Linked DNA regions of Homo sapiens: region 2 is linked to region 1. A link is a contact called in ENCODE Hi-C data. All regions are on one chromosome and are shown on one strand. The core of a region is the stretch at or near the end of the contact, and the rest is flanking DNA. Distances in the headings are between cores, read along the strand shown.

Evidence for each region. Hi-C counts contacts between places; a loop is a spot of excess contacts on that map. Pooled maps may share reads with other maps.
Region 2: a loop to region 1 is called in a map with no recorded cell type, with 7 times the contacts of the local background. The contact joins two enhancer-like sites. A Hi-C loop is called at or near these places in 3 of 37 single-sample maps with no recorded cell type and 4 of 50 pooled maps.

What each region holds. Positions count from the first base shown.
Region 1 is chr2:10,742,797-10,750,106 of GRCh38, forward strand. All of the region lies in intron 3 of ATP6V1C2 (ATPase H+ transporting V1 subunit C2), which reads left to right. It also overlaps the pseudogene RNU7-138P. Among named protein-coding and RNA genes, the nearest start is that of ATP6V1C2, 25 kb to the left of the region's middle. RefSeq lists an enhancer at 2,712-2,771. Within about 2 kb of position 2,880, at least 5 of the 41 ENCODE cell types and tissues checked have a DNase peak (open chromatin) inside an H3K27ac peak, as active enhancers do.
Region 2 is chr2:10,862,072-10,869,381 of GRCh38, forward strand. No RefSeq gene overlaps it. Among named protein-coding and RNA genes, the nearest start is that of LINC01954, 13 kb to the right of the region's middle. RefSeq lists an enhancer at 1-319 and silencers at 1,812-1,861, 2,892-3,061. Within about 2 kb of position 3,065, at least 3 of the 41 ENCODE cell types and tissues checked have a DNase peak (open chromatin) inside an H3K27ac peak, as active enhancers do.

The DNA.
Region 1 (7,310 bases), core at 1,630-4,129:
GAAAGGAAGGAAAGGGCACGTTCGGTACAGACCTGCCACAGGCAGATTTGTGAAGCTCCTGGGCGGCCCCTTCTCGCCTGATCCCCCACCGCAGCTTGCCCGTGTCTGGAGGCTGCCTGCCCAGCACCCAAAGGCCTCCAGTCCCTACCTGCCCTGCCTCACACCTGGGCAATGCCCCCCACTCCTCCCACTCCATCTTACCCAATTTCTTCCCTTGGGGATTCCCCAGATGACTATCGAGGTAAGGGGCTGGGCCTGAGTAGCACGCCTCTGTCTTACTCCTTTATTTACTCACTGCTTTGTCTATTTGAATTACCATGATTGACTTTTTGTTTTTTGAAACAGGGTCTCACTCTGTTGCCCAGGCTGGACTGCAGTGATTCAATCACTCCTCACTGCAACCAGCCTCACCCTCCTGAGTTGCTGGGACTACAGGCACACCCCACTACCCATGGCTAATATTTATTTATATATATATTTATTTATTTGGTAGATACAGGGTCTCGCTATGTTGCTCAAGCTGATCTCGAACTCCTGGGCTCAAGTGATCCTCCTGTCTTGGCCTCCCAAAGTGCTGGGATTACAGGTGTGAGCCACCACACCTGATCTCATTCTGTTTTAGAGACTTCTTGGTGGTCCATTATATCAGATGGGTCCCTAGTTGACAAACATTGAAATGGCTTCCTGTCTTTTGTAATTACAAACCATTCTGCCACAAAATATGGTGTTTGTAGCACATGAGCCAGTATAGCAGAAGAATACATTTCTGGAAGTTCAATGGCTCACACCTGTAATCCCAGCACTAGGGAGGCCAAGGCAGAAGGATGGCTTGAGCCCAGGAGTTGGAAACTAGCTTAGGCACCATAGGGACGCCCTGTCTGTACAAATAATAATAATAATAAATTAGACCGGGCGAGGTGGCTCACGCCTGTAATCCCAGCACTTTGGGAGGCCGAGGTGGGTGGATCACTTGAGGTCAGGAGCTCAAGACCAGCCTGGCTAACATGGTGAAACCCCATCTTTACTAAAAATACAAAAATTAGCCAGGCATGATGGCGGGCACCTATAATCCCAGCTACTCGAGAGGCTGAGGCAGGAGAATAGCTGGAACCCGGAGGCGGAGGTTGCAGTGAGCCAAGATTGTACCACTGCACCCTAGCCTGGGCAACAGCGAGATTCAGTCTCAAAAAAAAAAAAAAAATAATAATAATAAATAAATAAATAAATAAATAAAATTTAACCAGGCATGGTGGTGTGTGCCTGCAGTCCCAGCTACCTGGGAGGCTAAGGTAGGAAGGTCCCTTGAGCACAGGAGTTTGAGGCTGCAGCGGGCCATGTAACGCCATTGCACTGCAGCCTGGGTGACAGAGTGCGACCCTGTCTCGAAGGAAACAATACAGCTTTTTTAGAATTTGTCTAGGAGGTTTTCTGGTTTTCACCAGAACCAACCCTTGCCTGCAAATGTTTGATAGATACTCTAAAATTACTCTCTAGTGAGGCTGTACCAATCAACACCTCATCTCAGCAGTGCGTTGATGCTCCTGTTTCCCCAAGGACTGCCAATGCTGTATTAGGAGTTTTCTTTATACACTGAACTAATTGGTGTAAAAGATATTCCTGTGCAAGTGAGGTTGAGCTTTCTTCCTCACGCTTATGAGCTATTTGTTGATGCTCTTCTGTGAACCTATAGACGAGCATTTGACCAGGCCTCCTCACCTTTAATGCTGCAGATGTTTAACTTGGGGAAATTCTAGTATCTGACACTTGAACTACGTAAGGGGAAATTCTAGTATCTGACACTTGAACTACATAAACAGGTCTCACTGTTACAATAATTGTCCCCATGCTTGATGGGTTTTTTTTTCTCTTTTTCTTTTTTTTTTTTTTTTTTGAGACAGAGTCTCACTCTGTTGCCAGGCTGGAGTGCAGTGGCGTGATCTCGGCTCACTGCAACCTCTGCCTCCTGGGTTCAAGCAATTCTCCTGCCTCTGCCTCCCGAGTAGCTGGGACTACAGGCGTGCGCCACCACGCCCAGCTGATTTTTTTGTATTTTTTGTAGAGATGGGGTTTCACCATGTTGGCCAGGATGGCCTCAATCTCTTGACCTCGTGATCTGCCCGCCTCAGCCTCCCAAAGTGCTGGGATTACAAGCATGAGCCATCGCACCCGGCCTATTTTTAAGAATATGGGTTTATTACTTTAAAATGTATTTTTATCATTTATTACCATTTGTTTATTTATTTTCTTTTTTTTTTTTTTTTTTCTGAGACGGAATTTCATTCCTGTTGCCCAGGCTGGAGTGCAATGGCACAATCTCGGTTCATTGCAACCTTGCCTCCCGGGTTCAAGCAATTCTCCTGCCTCAGCCTCCCGAGTATCTGGATGCCTGCCACCACACCCAGCTAATTTTTTTGTATTTTTAGGAGAGATGGGGTTTCACCATGTTGGCCAGGCTCGTCTCAAACTCTTGACCTCAGGTGATCCACCCACCTCAACCTCCCAAAGTGCAGGGATTATAGGCATGAGCCACTGTGCCCAGCCTATTTGTTACCTTTTTAACCGTTTTTTTTTTTCTTTAGACAGAGTCTCACTCTGTCGCCCAGGCTGGAGTGCAGTGGCACCATCTCAACTCACTGCAACCTCCACCTCCCTGATTCAAGTGATTCTCCTGCCTCAGCCTCCCAAGTAGCTGGGACTACACACCCTGGTAATTTTTGTATTTTAAGTAGAGACGGGTTTTCACCATGTTGGCCAGGCTGGTCTCAAATTCCTGATCTCAAGTGATCCACCTACCTCTGCCTCCTAAAGTGCTGGGTTTACAGGCATGAGCCACCACGCCCGGCCAACCATTTTTAAGTGTACAGTTCAGTGGCGTTAAGTACGTTCACACTGCTGTTACAACCGTCACCACCCTCCACCCACAGGACTTTTTCCATTTTGAAGAACTGAAACTGTATTCATTAAACAGTGACTCCTCCTTTCCTCCTCCCCCAGGCCCTGGCAACTACCTTTCTACTTTCTCTCTGTATGAATTAGGCTATTTTACGTACCTCCTATGAATGAAATCATATAGTGTTTGACCTTTTCTGCCTGGCTTATTTTACTCAGCATGATGTCTTCAATGTCTTACAGCATGTCAGAATTCCCTTCCTTTTAAGGCTGACTAGTGCCGCATCGTATGGACACACCACATTCTATGTATCCACTCAGCTATTGATGGATGCTTGGGTCGCTCCCACCTTTTGGTTATTTTTGTTTGTTTGTTTTTGAGATGGAGTTTGTGACCTCCACCTCCTGGGTTTAAGCAATTCTCCTGCCTCAGCCTCCCGAGTAGCTGGAACTACAGGTGTGTGCCACCACACCCGGCTAATTTTTGTATTTTTAGTAGAGATGAGGTTTCACCATGTGGGCCAGGCTGTTCTCAAACTCCTGACCTCAAGTGATCTGCCCACCTTGGCCTCCCAACATGCTGGGATTACAGGTGTGAGCCACTGAGCCCAGCCTTGGCTATTGTTAATAATGCCGCTATGTTTATTTTTATTAGTTATTTATTATTTATTTTGTTATGATTTACTATTTTATTTTCAGTTTCTCTTATTTCCTTTTTTTTTTCTTCTTCTTTTTTCTTTTTTTTGAGACAGAGTCTCCCTCTGTCACCCATGCTGGAATGCAGGGGCCCAATCTCAGTCCACTGCAACCTCCACCTCCCAGGTTCAAGCAATTCTCGTGCCTCAGCCTCCGAAGTAGCTGGGATTACAGGCGCCCACCAGCACGCCAGGCTAGTTTCTGTATTTTTAGTGAGATGTGGTTTCACCATGTCGACCAGGATGATCTTGATCTCTTGACCTCATGATCCACCCGCCTCGGCCTTCCAAAGTGCTGGGGTTACAGACATGAGCCACCCCGCCCAACCGTAGTTTCTTTTATTTTCTATTTGCAAAAGTAATATGTTTTTAACAAATTAAAACATAGCATTACATAAATTCATGGAAATTGCAGGTCTCCATTCTTGTATCCATGAAGATAATAGCCAGTGTCAACAGTTTGGTTTCTTTTCTTTTAGGATTCTTATTTAGGTATATACTGACATAATTTTTTAAGTGGGGTTATATGCTTTACATGCCTAAATGCTTTATTTTGAACCAATTTCAAGTTTCCAGAAAATATGAAAGACAATGAAAAGAATTCTCAGCCAGGTGCGGTGGCTTGCGCCTGCAATCCCAGCGCTTTGGGAGGCCAGGGCAGGTGGATCACTTGAGGTTGTGAGTTCCAGACCAGCCTGACCAACATGAAGAAACCCCGCCTCTACTAAAAATACAAAATTAGCCAGTCATGGTGGTGCATGCCTGTAATCCCAGCTACTCGGGAGGCTGAGGCAGGAGAATTGCTTGAACCCGGGAGGTGGAGGTTGCAGTGAGCCGAGATCACACCATTGCACTCAAGCTTGGGCAACAAGAGTGAAACTCAGTCTCAAAAAAAGAAAGAAAAAAAAGAAAAGAATTCTCATACTTTTCATATACTTTTACCACATCTGCTTTCTCTCTGTTTTTGTCTCTGCTTCTGTCTTTTCTGTCTCTCTTTCTGAACTCTGAACTTCTTCAACAGTAAGTTACAGACATGATATTCCTTTACCTCTAAAAACTTTAGGGTGTATTTCTTAAAAATAAGGACATCCTCTTATATAACTTTAGTATGATGATCAAAATCAGGAATGCAATACTGGTACTCGGTCTACAGATTTCACTTGGATATCACCGCTTGTCTCAATAGTGTGCTTTCTAAGCTGGGGACAGTGGCACATTTCTGTAGTCTCAGCTACTCAGAAGGCTGAGGTGGGAGGATCACTTAAGGCCAGGAGTTTGAGACCAGTCTGGACCACACAGCAAGACACCATCTCTTTGAAACAAAAAAAAAAAGCACACTTTCTACCAAAATAAAATGTCATATTTTCTCAGATAATAATAAAAACTGAGATGGCTTCCTGTCTTCTGTCATAAATTGTCATGTCTCTTTAGCCTTATTTAAACTGGAACACTTATACAGACTTTTTGACTTTTTTTTTCTTTTTCTTTTTCTTTTTTTGAGATGGTGTCTCGCTTTGTTACCCAGGCTGGAGTGCAGTGGCACAATCTTGGCTCACTGCAACCTCTGCCTCCCAGGCTCAAGCAATTTTCCTGCCTCAGCCTCAAAGCTTTCCAGCCTAAACCTGGAAGAGTTTAGGGTTTAGAGTAGCTGGTATTACAGGCATGCACCACTACGCCCGGCTAATTTTTGTATTTTTAGTAGAGATGGGGTTTAGCCATGTTGGCCTGGGTGGTCTCGAACTCCTGACCTCGTGGTCCACTTGCCTTGGCCTCCCAAAGTGCTGGGATTACAGGTGTGAGCCACTGCACCCAGTCTTTTTGACCTTGATGGCTCTGAGTTTTTTAAGTGTTTAGGTCAGTTATTTTGTAATATGCTCCTTAATTTGAACTCGTGCTGCTTCCTCATGGCTAGACGGAGGTTATGCAGTTTTGGCAAAACACTGCACAAGTGATGTTGTTTTCCTCAGTGCGTTGCAGGAGGCACACAGCATTGGTCTTTTCCATGTGTATGATGTTAACTTTGGTCACTTGACTAAGGCAGTATCTGCTTAAATTTTTTTTTTTAAACAAGGTAAAAGATACAGTGAAATGTACTCATCTTAAGTGAACAGGCTGGAGAGTTTAGACAAATAAGTATCATCCATCAGTGTAACCAACATCCCAATCAAGGTCTTTATATATTGTTTACAGTGCTTTTTTAATTAAAAATATGGTTTGTCCATCTTTTATGGGTTAATATAAATTTTTTTCCTGGCATTTTACATAAAGCTGCCAGAGTTTACTTTAGACAAACATGGAAGAGCTAATTTCCATGGGCCTTGGAGAAGTGTAGATTTATGATCAATTTCTGCTTCTACCCTAGTTTACTGTGTAGGGTGACCTTTAGCTCTCTGAGTCTTAATTTTTTTCATCTCTAAAATGGGAATGTCACTTAGCTCAAAACTTTTTCTCAAGAATGGAGTCTTCTGGCTGGACACGGTGGCACATGCCTGTAATCCCAGCACTTTGGGCGGCCGAGTGGGTGGATTGCCTGAGGTCAGGAGTTCAAGACCAGCCTGGCCAACATGGTGACACCCTGTCTCTACTAAAAATACAAAAACTTAGCTGAGCATGGTGGCAGACACCTGTAATCCCAGCTACCAGGGAAGCTGAGGCAGGAGAATCACTTGAACCCGGGAGATGGAGGTTGCAGTGAGCCGAGATCACACCATTGTATTCCCGCCTGGACAACAAGAGCAAAACTCCGTCTCAAAAAAAAAAAAAAAAAAAAGAATGGAGTCTTCAAAACACCTAAAAAATTATATATATCAACAAATAAAATTTTTTAAAAGAGGCTGGGTATGGTGGCTCATGCCTGTAATCTTAGCACTTTGGGAAGCCGAGGCAGGAGGATCACTTGAGGCCAGGAGTTCAAGACCGGTCTGGGCAACATAGCAAGACCCTGGCCCTACCAAAAAAAAGTTTTTTTTAAATGAACAAGCCAGTAAAAAGCCGGCAAAATATATGAACATGCTATCCACAGAAGAAGAAAATAGCCTTTTATAGAGTCAAACATGAGAAAAGATGTCCAGCCTCACTGATGATCAAAGAAATGCAAATCAAAGCAACAACGAGATATAATTTTTCAGACATCAGATTGGCAGAGATTAAAAAGATTCATAATACCTGTGTTGGCAAGGGTTTAGGGAAGCAGACAGTCTCATACACTGAGGTGTGAGTGTATACTGACTTTGTACATGTGTAGGGTAGTTTAGTCTTGCTTGTTAAAACTGTAAATGTTCATATTCTTAATTCCAGAAGTTGCTTCCTTAGCAACTTATTTTTTCTTTTTAAATGCACTTTTCTTTTTAAAAATGTATTTATTTGTTTTTTAACAAAGTTCAGTTTTCTGATCCAGGCAACTTATTTTTTATCTATACCTGCACAAGTGAGCAAAATGTGTGTATTATTGTGACGCCATATCAAAGTGACAATAACTCAAATGTCCAATAGTAGAGAATTTGTTATGATACAGCTATGAAATGAAATACAGTACAGTAAATGAAAGGAATGAGGAACCAGTCTTCTCCCGTGAAAAGGTGTTCACAACAAACTGTGGAGTGAAAAAAGTACATTTAACACAGTATCTAGACTCTTAGTTCCCTTTCAATGAGAAAAATTTTCTGATTAAGTAATACTGCAATTCACTGATGACCATCGTTAATGATCACAGCTAAGTCAGGGCTG
Region 2 (7,310 bases), core at 1,815-4,314, 120 kb after region 1:
CATGGTCGGGGGCATGGTGGGGAAGTCCCTGAAAGCAGGGCCGTTTCATGAATTCTTCGTAGTCCCTATGGGAGGTATTCGTACCCCTATTTGTGAGGGACCCTGATGACTCTCTTTAGAAGGTCCTTAGCTTCGGTTCTTATAGTCAAAGAGCAAGTACCGCTCCTCTCAGCATCTTCAGAGACCAGGCTTGTTTTGGAACTCTGTCAACGGAAAGCCTCCATGGTATAGACAACGATCATTGCCACCATTTGGGGGGTTTTGTTAATGTGCTCTAAAAAGGAGGGCCGCCTCATTCTCTCCCTCCACCTTTCCTAAGGGCCTGGTGCATGCTAAGCACTGGGCTCGGAGGGAAAGCTCACTCGATGGGTCTCCCACCCGCAGAGCCCCAAGCCCAGCAGAGCCCACACAGCCAGAGAGAGCCCTGGCGGCCTAGGGCCCGGTGCTGTGGACAGGAGCCCACACTGTGCCATGGGAGAGGAGCGGCCCCTGTGTGTGGGAGGGGACAGAGGGCAGGCAGACGCTGACTGGCTAGTGGAATAGAAAGGACCTCAGACCAGAGGAGGCAAGAAGCAGGTGGGCCCCAGCGTCCCTGTGCAGCCCGTTTGGAAGTTTATGTGGGAAGCTGTGGGAGGATAGAGTGACTGTGGCTCCTGAGGGCCCGGGCCGGGAGAAGATGGGGGTCTCTGTGTGACCTGCAGTGACTGGGAAGACACTGATGGCTTCAGACTGGGGAGTGAGCTGTGCTGCTGGCCGCGGGAGGCAGGTGGCTAAAGGAGAGTGGAGCAGGGAGGCCGGCTGGGAGGTGGCTGCGGTAGGTCCATGAGGGTCCTGAGGGATGCAGGAGGCGCTGCCTGGCGGGGAAGAGGAAGGCAGCTTGAACACACGGGGCCAGTCCTGGCTTGGTCTCCCCCAGTGGATGGACCCAGGTCATGTTATCACTCCTCTCTGGGTTTTTAGTTTCTCAGTGCAAGCAAAACGAAGAGCCACCATGATCTCCCGCCCTGGGCCTCTGCATTCCCGGCTTCTCTTGGCATGAGCTGTGCCTGTAGAAATCGATGCGGGTCATGGTGCTGACTGGATGTGCAGGCCAGAGGGAGGGAGACTCCGGGGTGGCACCCCTGCTTCTGGTCCTTCAGGGTCTGGGAGGGCAGGCTGTGAGCAGGGACGAGGGGGTCAGGTGCAGTCAGCTCTGTGCGGGGAGGTGACAGGCTTGGTGTGACTGCTGACGCTGACATGCTGGCAGGACACCGGGGTTAGGGAGCAGGTGTCCAGCAGGTGGCTGGAAGAGGTCAGGGCTGGAGCCCTGGTGTGGAAGTTCTTCACATGGAAGGGAGAGGATAAGATAGGCAGGGATGAAGTAACTGAGGGAGACGATGTACAGAGAAAAACCAAGAGCAGAAACCTGCAGGTGCTCTCCTTTGGGGATCAGAGAAGCATCAAGAAGAGGATTACGTGCAGGAAAGTGGCAGAGACGTAGTTCAGGAAAGCCTACCAGGAGAGGAGGCGTTTAGAGGGATGATAATGTGGTTCATTATAGACATGAAAATAATCTCACTATCGTCATAATAGGTGTGAGACTCCATTACAAAAAGCATGTATGAAATCCCTTCTGGATTGGGCACCATGGCTTATGTCTGTAATTCCAGCACTTTGGGAGGCCGAGGTGGGAGGATCACTTGAGTCCAGGAATTTGAGACCAACCTGGGCAACATGACACTACCCCATCTCTACAAAAAACCAAAAAATTGGCTGGGTGGGTGTGGTGGTGCGTGTCTATAGTTCCAGCTACTTGGGAGGCTGAGGTGGGAGGATCGCTTGAGCCTGAGAGGTGGTGGTTGCAGTGAGTCAGCTGTGTTAACGACACTGCACTTCAGCCTGGATACAGAGCGAGACCCTGTGTCAAAAAAAAAAAAGAAGAAGTAAAGAAAACACATACACACACCCACACAAACACACACACACACGCGCACACACACACGAAACCCCTTCTGTAAACAAATGAGGATGTGGTCAGTGCCCTTCAGCTCAAGCCACAGACCAGCATCTGAACAACCCTGGGCTCATTGCAACCAGGAAGGGAGCACACTGCGCAAGGCCCTGGGGTGTCTCAGGAGAGGGGTTCAGGAAGGACCTGCTCACTTGGGCTGCATTAGGGGATTTGGAAGAGGTTTTAAGGATGCGGAGCTTTCCTCCTTGGATTGGATTCTATCGGAAAGCAGGGCTAATTCTGTGAATTGTGGTCTTAAATCTTTTCCAGAAGGAGAGAGGAATGAAGTGAAGCTAGAGCTGTTCTTGGTGAATAAACTGCAGTCCCTCATAGTAGCCAGGCCAGGGAGTGTTTGAAACAGCAGGAGGGACGCCTGAACTCTTAGGGGAAGAAAGCAGGAGATAGTGGGTGCGGTGACGGGAGGGAGTGGAGGATGGCCTTTCTGTAGGGAAGGAGGGGGCTGGCTTGGGAGGAGCAGAGAAGTTAGGACGATCCTTCTGTGACCCACACAGACAAAGAGCTCCCGGTCATGGCTTTTTGATATAAAATCTCAGCCGCTGAGCTCGCTAGCATTTAGGACTCAGGAGCGCACACGGCTGCGGTTGCTTGTTTTTCCAGCCGTCTCTTCATTTCTTTGCTTGATTCCCAAGCATGTGTCAGAGTTAATGGAGCGGTTCTATTATTAAACCACTTAGAAATTTAAAAGGCAATGTACTCAGGTTTGAATGGGACCATTAGTTATTGGGAAAACAACATTTGTAAGAGAATTCCTTATAAAGCTCAATGTTACCCCTTGGAACCACATCCCTGAAAAAAACAGGATCACCTCCAGAGCTTAGAAACCGGCTACTCTGTGCATTTGGTAAAAAGCAAAGGCATCTCTATTTCCAGTGGAGTGCTTCACGAAACACTTCAAAATATAGATCTGAAACTCGCTTTCTGGTTTAGTGTCTACCGAGAAGGTGAGATTCAGTTTTCACTTTTGAAGAAGTGTGCAATGCTGCTGAAAGCCACAAGGGCTTCCTTTGGCAGAACCTACACCTGCTAAGATGCCAGGGCGCCATGCGCCGTTCTGTTCTTTACTGAGAGTCATCAAATGTATTTTAAACTATATTTTTGTTGATGGAGGCATGGTGGCTTTAGGATATGGTGAAGATGTGGAAGGGGCCGGGGTGGGGGACTGTCAGCTGGGCAGTCTGGAGAGAGTCCTAGGAGGTCTTGTGGCATTATCTGTGCCCCAGTTCTATTTCCTGCTGGCTAGCAGACACAGAGCAGCCTCGACCTTGGCATTAACCCATGTTTGCGTGGCTCAGCAATTTACAAGTCTCATCCATAGGCATTACTTCACCCATTTCAGATCTCTCTCGGAAACAGGTGCAAATAGTTTCCTTCAAAGGGCACACATTGCTCACACAGTCAGAGTCAAGGCGAATTTGAATTGTACCCACGAATTTGAATTGTACCCAGTTCCAAATTTGTCTGGCCTCTATGTGCCAAGTTAGACATATGTATGTGTGCATAAATGAGGTGTCTGGCACGGGACCTAGAGGCAACTGGGAAGGGTGAAAAGCTAGATTTGGAGCTATGAAGACCTGAGTTCAGGTCTTGGCTTGGTCTCTTATTAGTTACTTGACGTTGGGCAAGTTATTTGCCCCTCTGAGGGTAAATTTACCTCTTCTACAAGATGGAGCTGGTTACAGTACCTTCTTCTCAGAGGGATTTCGAGGCACATATGAGACATGGAATGTGGAAGCATCTTATAAATGATGAAGCACCCTGCATTGGAGATCACCGGCAAACTCAGCGTGTCTCACGGAGGGTGTGATCAGAACGCTGGAAGACCTTGGAGTCCTATCGTGTGTGATGGTGAAAAAACCAGCATGGCTTAGCCCCAGAGACAAGTTCATCCCTCACTGCCAGTTTCTGGCAGGTCGACACGGTGTAGAGGAGCTATGACAAAGCGAGTGGGTCCCTGGGGGACTTCTGCTGAGTCACCTCTGAGTCTCAGTGCCCAGCCCGGTGCCCAGCACATGATGGGGAAGTAGAATCTAATCGAACAGTGACCACTAGGAACCACAGGTGCACTTCTTCTCTCCTTTGTTCCTCCCTCTTCCCTCTCCTCCTCCTGTTTATTTTTGTGTTAGTTCTCTCTGGCTGATGTTCAAATAGCTCTAATTATTGAGTTGTCATTTTGCATTTAATTGTTTGCCCATGAGTTGATTCACTTATTTAACACAATTTATTCCAATGCACACACTTATTGTGCAAAATGAGAGCATTTAGCTGTGACATTGACAGGGGATCAGAGACCAGGAACAGAGTTCAAGAACGCTCTTCCTGAGCAAGTCAGCTGAACACTACTCCCGCCCCAAAGCCTCCTTAGTCAGGTAACACTGCCCCCACCCCAAAGCTTCCCTATCCGTGAAACTGGGAAGAAGACAACTCTGTCCTCAGTATTGTGGAGCAGATCACATATGTGTGAACACTCTGTATTAACTGAGAAGATATGAGGTCTTTTTCGCAGAACAGATGCTTCCCAGAGAAAACCAGACAGTTGCCATCCAGAAAGAGGGGTGATGACGGTCAGCGAATTTATAAGGTAGAGTCTTCAGACCAGGGAAAAATCACTTTCAGGGATTCTGGAAGCTCCTGGGGAGCACTCATGGGGTCATCAATTCTTGCTGAGGAAGTTAAATCAATCAGCAGTAGTTCCCAGTTCTCTGCAAATGCTATAATGTCCTTGGGGGATATTAAAGCTACTTTTTCTCTAAAAGAATGAGGAATGGGGAAAGGAGTTCATAAAAGCTTGTTCCATTCAATGCTGAGCTATTTGGTGTTTGAAAAAAATCTTTGTTTGCTGCCCTAACCAGATGAGTGGCTTAAATAATATAAATGTATTTTCTTACAGTTCTGGAGGCTGGAAGTCTGAGATTGGGCTGCCAGCACAGCTGGGTTCTGAAAAGGGTCCTCTTCCTGACTCCTGGATAGCTGTCTTCTTGCTGTGTGCTCACACAGCCACATCAGAGAGCTCTGACTTCGCTTCTTTTTTTTTTTTTTTTTTTTTTTTTTTTTGAGACAGAGTTTCGTTCTGTTGCCCAGGCTGTAGTGCAGTGGCGCGATCTTGGCTCACTGGGTTCAAGTGATTCTCCTGCCTCAGCCTCCCAAGTAGCTGGGATTATAGGTGTGTGCCACCATGCCTGGCAAATTTTTTTTTTGTGTGTGTGTTTTTAGTAGAGACAGGGTTTCACCATGTTGGCCAGGCTGGTCTTGAACTCCTGACCTCAAGTGATCTGCCTGCCTTGGCCTCCCAAAGTGCTGAGACTACAGGCATGAGCCACCGTGCCCGGCCTGACTTTGCTTCTTATAAGGACAACAGTTCTACCCCATGAGGGTTCCACCCCTTATGACCTTACTTGACCTTCATCTCTTCTTAAAGGCCATATTTCCAATACAGCCACATGGTGGGGGAGGGGGGCTAGGACTTCAGCGTATGATTTTTGGGGGCACACGATTTAGTCCACAACAAATTTCAAGTGTGGAGTCTGCAGAGGTGGAAGGGGCTAGGGTTTAGGAGTCAGACCGACCCAGGTTCTAACCCTTCCCTGCTGCCCATAGCTGAGAGACTTGGAGCAAGTTTTTAACCTCTCTGAGCCTGTTTCCTCTTCTGTAATGGTGATAACAAGGTCATGCCTCCCAGGCTCTGTGTAAGAATTACACCAGGTAACGACTATGAAGCACCAGGAACTCCACCTAACATGTTGCAGCACTCAAGATGAGTTAATGCCTTCCTTTCCCGGCCTCTCCTGAGATGCCACCTCTTGGCATTTTGCCTTTTACAGGCTGGGGAGGTGAAGCTGCCTTTAGGATCTGCTTCTGCTCCTTCATTCTGGAATTCTGTCATATGGAGACTATAGGATAGTTCCTAGTAGGGCACCTGGGCTCCATCCTTGGCCCCAGTGAGGATAATAATCCCTAACTTTCACAGTTATGAAGATTAACGAAGATACCACATGGGGAAATCCTCAGTTCACTTGTTGGCATGCAGTAGATAATCAACATTCTTGCCCTGTGGCCCCGATGAGCCCTGAGTTGGGAGGATGTCAGTAGGCAAAGATTTATAGAGCATCTGCCACATGCTGGATGCCAGGGGTATAAGAGAGGAAGAGATAAGCACAGTCTCTGCTCCTGTGGAACCAAGAGTGCTCGGGAAGAAGGGAGACATTAAACAGATTGTTATGAAGAATGATAAGAGCAGGGCTGTGTTTTGGAAAACCTGTGTGCAGAATCAGAAAATGTTGTCTACAGGGGCTGTCAGCCACCATTGTGTTCACCAGAGCGGGGAGGGGTTTTTCCCAGGCTCACACAGCGAGGCAGTGGCAGAGGGGTTGACCATACCCTTCAATATGCCCTTGATCCAGCAAAAGGGTCGCTTGAGGAAATAGAAAACTGACAAAATAGGGCAACTGGGTGTGTGGCTGGGCAGAGGGGTACCTATTGTGGGGGCTCAGGAATACTAGCTCTGGCCTACTGTTCCCTCAGCCATCCCTGCAAGGCTGTGGCACAGGCCAGGCCCAGCTAAGGGCCTGCCTCTGGCACTGGGCCTGCTGTGTGCCTGGAAAGCTCTGAAAGGAGCGAGCTGGGGACTCAGCATTCCCATCTACCACCTCCAATCAGCCACAGAGAGACGATGCTGCTCCCCCTGGCCCTGGCTCAGGGCTTTAATGCTCGATCTCATTTAGTTTATCCCCCAAACCAAAGCCCGTGAGGGATCCTTGATCCCTGTCTCTGGGCTGGAATGTGCCCAGCAGCACAAAGCTGGCAGATGCCTGAGCCAAGGTCCAAACCACTCCTGTGGGTTTCCAGGCCCTGGTTCAGCCCACCCCATGCCACGGCCTAGGGGCCTGCGGGACACAGGAAGCTCGGGGCTCAGGCCCACCTGACTGGGGCCTCTGAGGCTCTTGTTGCTGCATAGAAGCCATCCCCCAGAGGGGCCATCCTCGGGCTCGCCAGCTCATTCCTTCTGGGAGAGGTGCCCTGAGAGAGGGGTGCTGAATTCCTGCCCTAAGTGCCTGGCGCCTCATCACATGCCAGCTCAGCTTCCAGCTATGCATCTCCTCTAGACCATCTCCTGTTTTGGTGTCCTCCGGGCAGCCACTCAGGTCTCCGTGAATCACAGAGCCACTTCTTAACCCCTGGTCCTGCTCGCAGTGGGAAACAGAATTCCACTTGTCACAAACACGCTCACAGGAATTGAGGAGCCTCTTCTGTGGATACTATCTAGGCACAGTGATCGAACGTGCTTTGGACCGGGGCTTGGGAG